Linked DNA regions of Homo sapiens: region 2 is linked to region 1. The links are chromatin contacts, found by Hi-C or POLR2A ChIA-PET in ENCODE. All regions are on one chromosome and are shown on one strand. The core of a region is the stretch at or near the end of the contact, and the rest is flanking DNA. Distances in the headings are between cores, read along the strand shown.

Region 1 (5,282 bases), core at 1,492-3,991:
CCAGGCTAGAGTGCAGTGGTGCAATCACAGCTCGCTGCAGCCTCAACCTCCTGGACTCAAGCAATTCTCCTGCCTCAGCCCCTCAAATAACTGGGACTACAGGCGCATGCCACCACACCTGGCTAATTTTTGTATTTATTTATTTTTTTTTTTGTAGAGATGGGGTTTCGCCATCTTGCTCAGGCTGGTCTCCAACTCCTGAACTCAAGTGATCTGCCCACCTTGGCTTCCCAAAGTGGTGGGATTACAGGCTTGGAGCCCCTGTACCTGGCTGGCAGCTTCTTTGAAAGTTAAACAAACACCCATGTGTTTGTTTACCTAGGAGTCATCTGGCTCCTAGGTATTTACTAGAGAAAGCCAAAAACAATTTCCGTGCAAACATTTGCTCACAAAAGACCGTAGCAGCTTTACTTGTAATAAAGCAAAACTTAAAGCAGCCCTAGTGTCCATCAGTGGGTGAAAGGATAAATCAACTGTGGAATATCCACACAGTGAAATACTCTCAGCATTAAAAAGAAACAGATTCATCATCACCCTACAATGTGAGTGAACCTCAAAATAATGATGCTAAATGCAAGAAGCAAGAAAGAGTACATAATGTATGATTCCATTGTTTTCCGTTTTTAGTTTTTAGAGGTGAGTCCTGCTATGTTTTCTAGGCTGGACTTAAATTCTTGAGCTCAAGAGAGTCAACTGCCTCAGCTAGCCAAGTAGCTGGGACCATAGGCATATGCTACTGCACCTGGCTTGATTCCATTTATGTAAAGTTCTAGAAAATGCCAACTAATTTATAGTGACTGAAACAGATCAGATCAGTGGTTGCCTGGGGTTTGGGATGAGGGAAAGATGGATTATAAAGGGGCGCAAAGCAACTGTTGGGGATGATGAAAAAATTGGCGTCTTGATTTTGGTGATAATTTCATGGGTTTCCACATATGTTAAAATAAATCAGAAGACACACTTTAAATAGGTGCAGTTTATTGTACTTTAATTATACCTTGTGATAGCCAGTTTTATGTGCCATCTAGGCTAGGCTGTATTCCACAGCTATTCAATCAGACATGATTCTAGGTGTTGTAGATGTGATTAACATCTACAATCGGTTTACTTTATGGAAAGGAAATTATTCCTAATACTCTAGGAGGCCCGATTCCTCCTAGAGTTGAAAGGCGTGAATGCAGAACTGGTTTCCCTGAAGAAGAAATTCTGCCTGTGGATTGCAGTTAGCCTTTACCTGAGAGTTCCAGCCTGCTCTTCCCGATGGCTGCCCTGCAGAGTTTGGATTTCCCTAATCAGTCCCTACAATTGTGTAAGACAATTTCTTGCAATAAATCTCTATCTAGTACCTATTATCATCTTATCTGTCTGTCTATCTATCTATCTATCTATCTATCTATCTATCTATCTATCTATCTATCTACGCATCCATCTATCTATCTATCTGCCATCTATGTATCTATCATCTATCGATCATCTATCTTGCTACCTATCTCCTACATCCTACTGGATATCCTACTGGTTCTGTTTCTCTAGTGAAAGCCTGACTCATATGGATTTAGGTAATGGAAGTGGTTCTAAAAGAACAAAATCTTAAGGATGAATTTTCTGAATTGCCTCTCTCGTATGATTCAATTTAAGGCCAGTAATGACTCTATTTCCATTGGTAAAGAGGGCATGGAATGAGGTGGCAAAATATTCCTGGATATTCCTGATCAAATGCTTATTAAAGGTAAGGTTCTGGTGATCATGTATTTGATACCTTTGGGGCATTTAGTCAAAATAAGGTGTATAGTGAGATTGGCTGGTTGCTCCTGACTATGTTAGAGAAAGTGGAGAAGGAAAAGGATGAACTCAGGGCTTCAAATTGCCAGCTGAGCTCCACATATATGATCCAAAAGCTTCTATGTCTGTCCTTAAAGAAACCCTGTCTCTGTAGATGCAGGACTGGAATTTCTGAAAACCAAATCCTGAGTCTTATCCTGCAAGTGGCTGTATTACAATGCAAATTGAATTCACAACGTTGCAGGGCATCTTCTGATTTTATTTTATTTTAGACAAGGTCTTACTCTGTCACCAGGGCTGGAGTGCAGTGGTGAGATCATGGCTTAGTGCAGCTTCTACCTCCTGGGCTCAAGCGATCCTCCCACCTCAGCCTCCTGAGTAGTTGTAGTCCTGAATAGCTGGGACTATAGACGGGTGCCACCATGCCCAGCTAGTTTTCCTGTATTTTTGTAGAAACAGGGTTTTACCATGTTGCCTAGGCTGGTCTTGAACTCCTGAGGTCAAGGGATCCACCCACCTTGGCCTCCCAAAGTGCTGGGATTACAAGTGTGAGCCATGATGACCGGCCATAGGGTGTCTTCTGTTAGAGTGAAGGCATTGATTGGGAAGTAATGGGCTCTTCAAAATCAGAGTGGGGACATATGAAAAGATCCTAAGGAAGGTGGGGTCATTACATCCCTAAATATTGTTGAGTCTTCTTTGCCAGCAGAAGCAGCCCTTTTACTGCTGTCTGACCCACTAAATCCTAAGGTGGGGTGTGCACAATAGCACTCCATCATCAAATGGAAATGGTAAATATGAGACAGGCCCGAGCCAGCCTTGAAGGCACAAGAAAGTTAGCTGAGGAAGTGGCCCATATACCTATAGAGCTGATTCTTCCTACACTGCCTTCTCTGTCTCAGCCTGTACCTATGGCCTCATGAAGAATTCCCTGTGATTAGCTGAATGAGGAAGAGAAAAACTCAAGTTTGCTTATAGTTGGTTGTGCACAATATGCAGGCATCACCCAAGATGTTCAGGTGTAGCAATACATCTTCTCTCTGGGTCATTCCTAAACCACAGTGATGAGAAGAAATACTCCCAGTAGGCAGAACTTGGAGCATTGCACTTGGTTGTTCATTTTGCTTGGAAGGAAAAATAGGTACTTAAACTCTCAATCACATTATTTATAGACAGTCTCAGGGTTCAGTCCCACAAATTGCAGCCTGTGAACATTTGAATTTGCTAGTTGATTTCAGAAAGAAAATCTTAGTTCCCAATTTCTAATTTCAGTGACAATGATGTTAAAAAAAAAACTTTCACTCTTACTTCTATATAACATGCAGTATACGTATTCCATTTCCCACTTTTAGCAAAAAAGAGGAAATGGTGCCTGGCTACTTTTCACTTCCACTTGGCTGAGGACTGAATACTCATGACCAATGTCCCTGACAAAGTTTTTGTGTTTGTGTATACACCTTTATTGAGGTGTGTGTAAATAAACGTTCCACCAAAGAAACAAAACCAGAAGAATGGATATCTACAGCTATCGTCTATATTTATATCTATATCTATCTTTACAATAAGAAAGTCATACTTTCTATTAACATGATACAACTGAAATTGTGCTAACCTTTTCCCTGGAACAGGTTGCAGTGTCCTTGAGTGATAGTAGTTCTTTCCCTAGATACCTTGTAACTTAAATACTAGGACGTAAAGTCAATCACTGTTAATACATCTTATGTTAGATGATAAGAGTATAAAGAGGGAAAAACTCAAAAATATTTGCTTAATGCATATCTATCCGTACAAACATATAACAAAATAGAAAGAAATACTCATATATAGTCCTCATTTCTGCATCTGGTCATATGGTCATAGCTGTTTATATAACATAGCTGTATCTATTTATAGATACCTTCTTCCACTACCCATGACTTATTCCTTTTGCCCTCAGTAAGCACCTAAGCTTGCCATGGTTCTTTGCTTGGTGGGTGACCCCAATCTTCATTTCTGAAACCTGGGCCATTAGCAGTTCTTCCTGAACTCGGTTGTAGTTCTCCATTGACTTTAATCACAGGACATGGTAGTACTAATAGGTGCCCTAAGGAATCTCTTGTATTACAAATATACTTTGTCTTCTTCTATTGTGTAGTAGCAGCCCAATTTCCCTTTGGTAATCAGGATCAATCATCCCAACCAACACAGCACTCCCTTATTTGCCTGTTAATTCATAGGTAAGAGGAGCCCAAAGTGGCAGGGTGGCAGTTTTAACTTGTAATTCAATGGAATCATTGTTGAATCTCCTGGTGGAAGCATTCCTCCCTTTGTAACTAAGACCTGTAGACCAGCTGAGCATAAGGTCACAGGAACAGAAGCAAACATTTTGCTAGGGGATTACCTATGGTAATAGTGAGTGGTGCCACTCCCATTTCTATCTCCTGATTCCTGGACCGGTGACTCCTGGCTATGGAGAAACAGTATGTATATTGGATGCTGATTTACAGCACACACATCCTCCTGGAGGACGCTTCCCCAGTACTACAAGATATTGCCATCTGGCTGCCACCATAATTGAGTCTTCACAGGCCATTCCACTATTCTATCAAGCCTGCTGCTTCAGGATGATGGGGAATATGGTTAGTCCAGTAAATTGAATAGGCATAAGCCCACTGCCACACTTCATTTGGTGTGAAGTGAGTTCCTTACTCAGAAGTAATGTTATGTGGGAATACCATGATGGTGGAAAAAGTATTCTTCAAGTCCACAGATGGTATTATTACTATTTTATTTTTTATTTTTTGCAGAAGCATTGCATTCAGAAAAAGCAAATCCTTTTTGGTGGGGGGAATGGGAGGAAAGCAAATCTGTGTCCAGAGTAAGTGTCTATTCCAGTAAGAACAAAACACTGCCTCTTCCATGATGGAAACAGTCCCGTGTAGTCAGCTTACCACTAAATAAGCTGGCTGATCACTCTGGGGAATTGTCCCTATCAGAGACTCAGTGTTGATCTTTGCTTCTGGCCAACTGAATGCTCAGCAGAGGCTGCAGCCAGGTCAGCCTTGGTGAGTGTAAGTCCATGTTGCTGAGCCCATGCATAACTTCAATTCCTGCCACCATGGCCACTTTGTCCATGAATCTGTTGGGAGATGACAGGAGTGTCTGGAGAAAGAAGCTAACTGACTCACAGAGTGGATCATCCAAACCACTTGATTATTAAAAATTTCCTCTACTGAGTTCACCCTTTGGTGAACATTCACGTGGGACATTCCCCTGCATTCCCTTCTCTCTTATGGGATGTTGCTCAACTTCCTTGCTGAGAACCTTTGGGCTGAAGCATGGCTTCCAAGGACTCCTTAGGACAGTCCTTTTAAAATCAGAAGATACAGCCATATCTCAGTGAAGCTGGAGCCTGGGGTCCTGCGAGGGGAAAGGAATATGGGGAGTTAGAGGTACAGAGGATGGGGGTTAGGCGGCTGATGCCAGAAGGAGTCATGGGGGTGCCAGGCCTGGGCTTCTTT
Region 2 (5,282 bases), core at 1,053-3,552, 39 kb after region 1:
AGGTATCACAATGACCATATGCTTCAGGAATCATTTTTGCCTTCTGGGAAGAACTTTCCCGGGACCTGAAGCTGATCTCGTCCACTCAGTGTGGCCAGGTCCTGGGTCCTAGGTCCCCAGTTTCTCCCCATTCTTAGGCCGCCCACCATGTACCCTGTAACTGAACTGTGATCTCTGAGTGGCTTCAGGGCAGGTTGTGGGTCTGGCTGCTCTGTGCCCATTGGAGCATCCCTGCCTCACAGCTCATCTGCTGATGTATGATGCAGCTGACTCATCCCAAACTTGTGGCCTTGGCAAGTAGGACCCTCTCAATCCCTATCCGCACTTTCCACACAGAGGAAGCCAGACAGCATTGTGTATTGATGGTTTGTTTCCATCTCACTAATCAAGAGGCTGAAAGCAACAAACTCTTTTTTTTCCTCTATCTCAACTTTTATTTTAGGTTCTGAGGGTACACATGCAGATTTGTTAGATGGGTAAATTGAATGTTGCTGAGGTTTGGTGTACCAATGGTCCCATCACCAGCGATGGATATAGTCTGGAGGGCCAGACTCCAGGTTTCTTGTGGCTGAGGAATACACTCCTGTCTTGCTGAAGCCCTCCCTATGGAGTGAGCTCTGTGGACCAGCAGCTTGGGCATCGCACAGGAGCCCATTAGACATGCTGAACGTCAGGGCCAGCCCCAGGGCTTCTGAATCACGGTCTGCATTTTAACAAGATCCCCGGGTGATTTCTGTGTACAGGATGGTTTGAGAGGCACTGGTTTAAGCCACTATTTTTTTTTCCTGTTATTTGCAGCTGAACCCAATTCTTTCTTTCTTTCTTCTTCTTTTTTTCTATAGGGCTTTTAAAAAATGTTTCCTCACTGTTTTGACAATATCATGAAAAAAATTCAGTTTAGAATCTGGAACTGACCTGGATGAGATTCAGGGGCAGCTACATGGCAAGGGCGGCACAACCTCTTTGATTCCCTCCCCACGGTGGGAGCTAAGCTACTGGTAATGGAGGCGCCGACAGGCACCAAACCAGGAACTAAGTTAGTGTCTCAGGCAAGAAAGGGGAGGCGAGGCCGGAGCCACTGCGGGGACCCTCCTGGTTATAGTTAGTTGTCTCTCTCCCTCCCCACACTGGCGACATGAAGACAGGCAGGTGGGTCAGGTGTTCCAGGACAGAAAAATAACCAGCAGTCAGCCCTCAGGCTCACACCTGAGCTTCTGGTCAATCCCCTCGGCTGAACCCGCTTCTTGTGGATAGAGTAGATGATGTCCAGGTGGGGTCACTGAGAGAGTGGGGCTGGAGAAGGGATTTCTGAGCGGCTCACTCATGGGCACCCTCACCTCCCTTCCCTGCATGCAGGCCTGACTTTCTAGAAAACCCTCATTTCTAGAATGAGGGGTGTGGGAGCCTTGGCTAGAGCTGTTCTGGGGCCCAGGGTCTCAAAAAGCAAGGTTCCTGTCCCCTGTGATTGCCTTGCTCCGGACCCCTATGTCTCCAGCACCAAGAGTGTCAGGGTAGACGACGGTGTGGAGCTCAGTGGAGGCGGATAAGGGGGCTGTAGTCATTTTGAAACCTTACGGTATTATAAAATAGATCATCCTTCCTGGAAGCCATGGCCTTCTGTTTTTAAACACAGGCGTTTCTAGGCTGAATTTCTGGGGCCTCCTCTATGACTCAGACTTGATTGCCTAAGAGGGTCACAATCTTTGGTACAAAATTCCAAGAAGGGTCCCTCCCAGCACATGCACATCCACATCCACCCAGGTCTTGTACACCAGCACCTCTCAAACTTTAATGCCCAAATGTATCCTCTGGAGATTTTGGTGAAAGGCAGTCTGGCTTGTGGCCTAAGACTCTGTGTCTCATAAAGCCTCCTGGTGCTGCAGCAGCTGCTGCTGCTGCTCTGAGAACTACACTTTAAAAGGCAAGGTTGTAGACTCTCTACTAACAGCTAGTGGATATTTCTTAGTTACAGCCTCTCATCTTCAAAACCTGACCCCACAATTCCAGACACTCCAGTTAGAAAGGTCAAATTAATTGTCATTTGTTACAGGATCTCACCACGAGTGTGGCTTCTCTTGGACAGGTGAGGGTAGAAGTTTCTGTTTCTCTTTGTTTTGCTTTTATTAATAACCTACTACACACAGAACTTCATTTTAGATAAAATCCTGGCCAAGACATGAACAGGTGTGTAAGTAACTCTGTGGACAGTGGGATTTACTTTCATCTGGGTTCCTGGTGGTGAATGATATCTCCATGTTTAGAGAGCACCTCTCAGTTTGATGTGGCAGTTTTTTGCTGTGGTTATGACTTTCAACATACTTCCTGCTTTTCTTGCAAAACAGAGAAGACTCACTCCTCTGTGGGAGGCCACAGCCCAAATGATTGCTGGCTTCTTCAAGGGCTGGAGCAGGGCTTGCAGGGGATTGCTGGCCTTCAGTGTGTGAGGTCTTTGGCCTTTTTCTACGTGAACATCAAGGTTAATCTATGTGGACTTGGCCTTCTGTTGGAGCAAGTTATTGCAATGCTGTTGGAGGAGCATGAGGTTCTTAGCACTTCTTAGCTTCAGATATCAAGGGAGATTCTTGTCCAACAACAACAGAAAATAGAGCCCAGCCATTTTTGTCATCAAGATTGCCAGGGTCGCATGATCTCAATGGCAATGCTCACACTTGCTAGAAATTTGGATTCATAAGCTTTTGAGTTAAACAGGGTCTGAGAATCCTTAAAGCTAACTCCTCTCTGTTTCAGAGGTGCAAACTGCTAATGAGAAAGATGCCAATCTGGTTCTTATTCTTTTTTTTTTTTTTTTTTGAGATGGAGTCTTTGTTGTCCAGGCTGGAATGCAGTGGTGTGATCTCATCTCACTGCAACCTCCACCTCCTGGGTTCAAGTGATTCTCCTGCCTCAGCCTCTGGAGTAGTTGGGATTACAGGTGCCTGCCTCCACACCCAGCTAACTTTTGTATTTTTAATAGGACGGGGTTTTGTCATGTTGGCCAAGCTGGTCTCAAACTCCTGACTTCAAGTCATCTACCTGCCTTGGCCTCCCAAAGTTGGTTCTTATTCTTTTGTTGTTTATTTGTTTCTTGTTTCTCTCTGAGAGTGTTTAGGATCTCCTTAGATTGTTGGTGCTCTGAAATTCCAAGAGGTTATTTCTATGGATCACTCTTTGTTCATTGTGCTCAGTGCTTGGGGTCTTTCAATCCAAAGCTTATATCTTTCTTCAACTCCGGGAGATTTTTTTCAATTGTTTCTTTGATAATTTTCTGCTTTCTGTTTTCCTTCTTCTCCTTTTCTGAAATTCCTGCAATGTAAATGTTGAGCCACCTAAATTGACCCTATGTATTTTTTTTCTCCAATTACCCATTTTATTTTGGTCATTTTACTCTGTATTCTGCAAGTTCTTCTTGAATTTTTAATGTATTTTTTCTGTCTTTGACTTTTGGTTTCAAAAAAATTGAATGTATTATATTTGTGATAATAAAAAGTAAATATATTTTAAAAGGGATTTAGAACAAACTCTTGGTTTTCAACTGCTCCTTTTTAATAGAAGATTTTTTTTTTTTTTTTTTTTTTTGACAGAGTCTCGGTCTGTCACCAGGCTGGAGTGCAGTGGCGTGACCTGGGCTCACTGCAACTTTTGCCTCCCGGGTTCAAGCAATTCTCCTGCCTCAGCCTCCTGAGTAGCTGGGATTACAGGTGCCCACCACCATGCCCAGATAATTTTTGTATTTTTAGTAGAGACGAGGTTTCACCATGTTGGCCAGAATGGTCTCAATCTCTTGACCTCGTGATCCACCTGCCTTGGCCTCCCAAAGTGTGGGTTTTGTTTTACGGACGTATCATCTTGGTTCTCCAAGAGGATAATTAGAGTTTAAGGTTTTTACTTAGTTCTTTTTCCTTTCCTTGTTCTACCTCCTCCAAGTTCATTTGTTCTGTTGACTTATCTTGGTCCTTTTCTTTTCCTGAGTGAATGGTGTTTGTGGCAGCTCATTTCTATTTATGCATTCTAGGTTGGGTTGTTAAGTTGAAGTAAATGGGGGACTGGGGTCCTTCTGCGAATGAGAAGGTGTGACTGTGAGCTCTCTGGCTGTGGAAGGGGGTGCTGATGGGTAAATCTTGCTTTCTTCTGTGAGAGTGGGAGAAGTCAAACCAATTCAAGGAGACCCCTGCTCTAAGATGTTACTCCCATGTTGGAAGCCTCAGCCCCTTCCAGTCAGCTTTTATTTGCTTTTTAAAAAGATTATTTCTCAAGGGTGCAAGGGTGGTAAGGGATAAAAGACTAAACACTGGGCACAGTGTACTGCTTGGGTGACAGGTGCAGCAAAATCTCAGAAATTACTACTAAAGAATCTATCCCTGTAACCACCTGTTCCCCGAAAACTATTGAAATAAAATAAAAATAAAAAAGGATTATTTTTCCAGCTTTTAAGGTAAAAGCTGCCATTTTCTGCCCATGGGATTAGGGAGAGGTGGGATGGTGAAGGCCAGTTTCCACAGCAGTTTAGGTCCAGTCATTCCATCAATCACTTCCTTTTATGCTCACCCTGGTCTTTGTACTTTCCAACCTCCAGAGGCTCTAACGTGAAGGACATCACCCCCTGCCACTGCCCTCACCAATAACTTCCACTTTTATTGCAACCCCAAAATGTGTTCTGAGCATCTAGGAAGCTAGAAATCAGCCTTCCTCATCAACTTCCTTAAAATTGGGGATTTAAGTAATACTTTTTAGAATCTGTCCACTCAGCTTCCAGGCCACATCCCTCTGACCCAGCTCCACCCCATTTCCATCCTTATTGTTTCTGGGGGAAGCCACTTGATGATGCCAAGTATTTTCCAGTTCTGCTTTTGACCGCACTTTGCAAAGTAGTGTATGGTATGATGCTTGTTCCTTCCTTGGTTTGGAAGACTTTTGCCTGTTTTCTCAAAAACAAATGAACAAAAATCTCTGGTGTTTTTTGGATTTGGTGGGAGGGAGAATTTTGAATCTGCTTCAAGTCCCACATCTTTCTCTGCCACCTCACACGATTAATATCAAGAAGCACAGACAACTCTCATTTATTTCCCACTTTCAGTGAAAAAGAAAAAGCACCAACCTTGCTTGTTTTGGTTCCATTTTGGTTTGTTCTGTTTGTTTTTAATAGCTGTTCACATGAATGTATTAACCTGGATGGGATCTTGATTTGACCTAGAGTCATACTAGGTGGCTGAGAGGACACTAGTCAGCTTCCTCTCAACTATGAGATGACCTAGTGGTCAGCCTTCAGGGTCTGGATTTTCCTC

What was found. A loop is a pair of places that touch in the nucleus more often than their neighbours do. ChIA-PET counts read pairs that join two places held with the same protein, here RNA polymerase II (POLR2A). Pooled maps may share reads with other maps.
Region 2: a pooled map shows a loop between it and region 1 (2.3-fold over the local background). The contact joins two enhancer-like sites. A Hi-C loop is called at or near these places in 1 of 168 maps with a recorded cell type or tissue (aorta), 2 of 37 single-sample maps with no recorded cell type and 6 of 50 pooled maps. POLR2A ChIA-PET finds 5 or more read pairs at or near these places in 5 of 52 experiments (CD4-positive, alpha-beta T cell, CD4-positive, alpha-beta memory T cell, activated CD4-positive, alpha-beta memory T cell and 2 more).

The regions. Positions count from the first base shown.
Region 1 is chr3:46,056,515-46,061,796 of GRCh38, forward strand. It overlaps a transcript of XCR1 not described here. Among named protein-coding and RNA genes, the nearest start is that of XCR1, 32 kb to the left of the region's middle. Within about 2 kb of position 2,742, at least 2 of the 41 ENCODE cell types and tissues checked have a DNase peak (open chromatin) inside an H3K27ac peak, as active enhancers do.
Region 2 is chr3:46,096,294-46,101,575 of GRCh38, forward strand. No RefSeq gene overlaps it. Among named protein-coding and RNA genes, the nearest start is that of XCR1, 71 kb to the left of the region's middle. RefSeq lists an enhancer at 1,347-1,456. Within about 2 kb of position 2,303, at least 21 of the 41 ENCODE cell types and tissues checked have a DNase peak (open chromatin) inside an H3K27ac peak, as active enhancers do.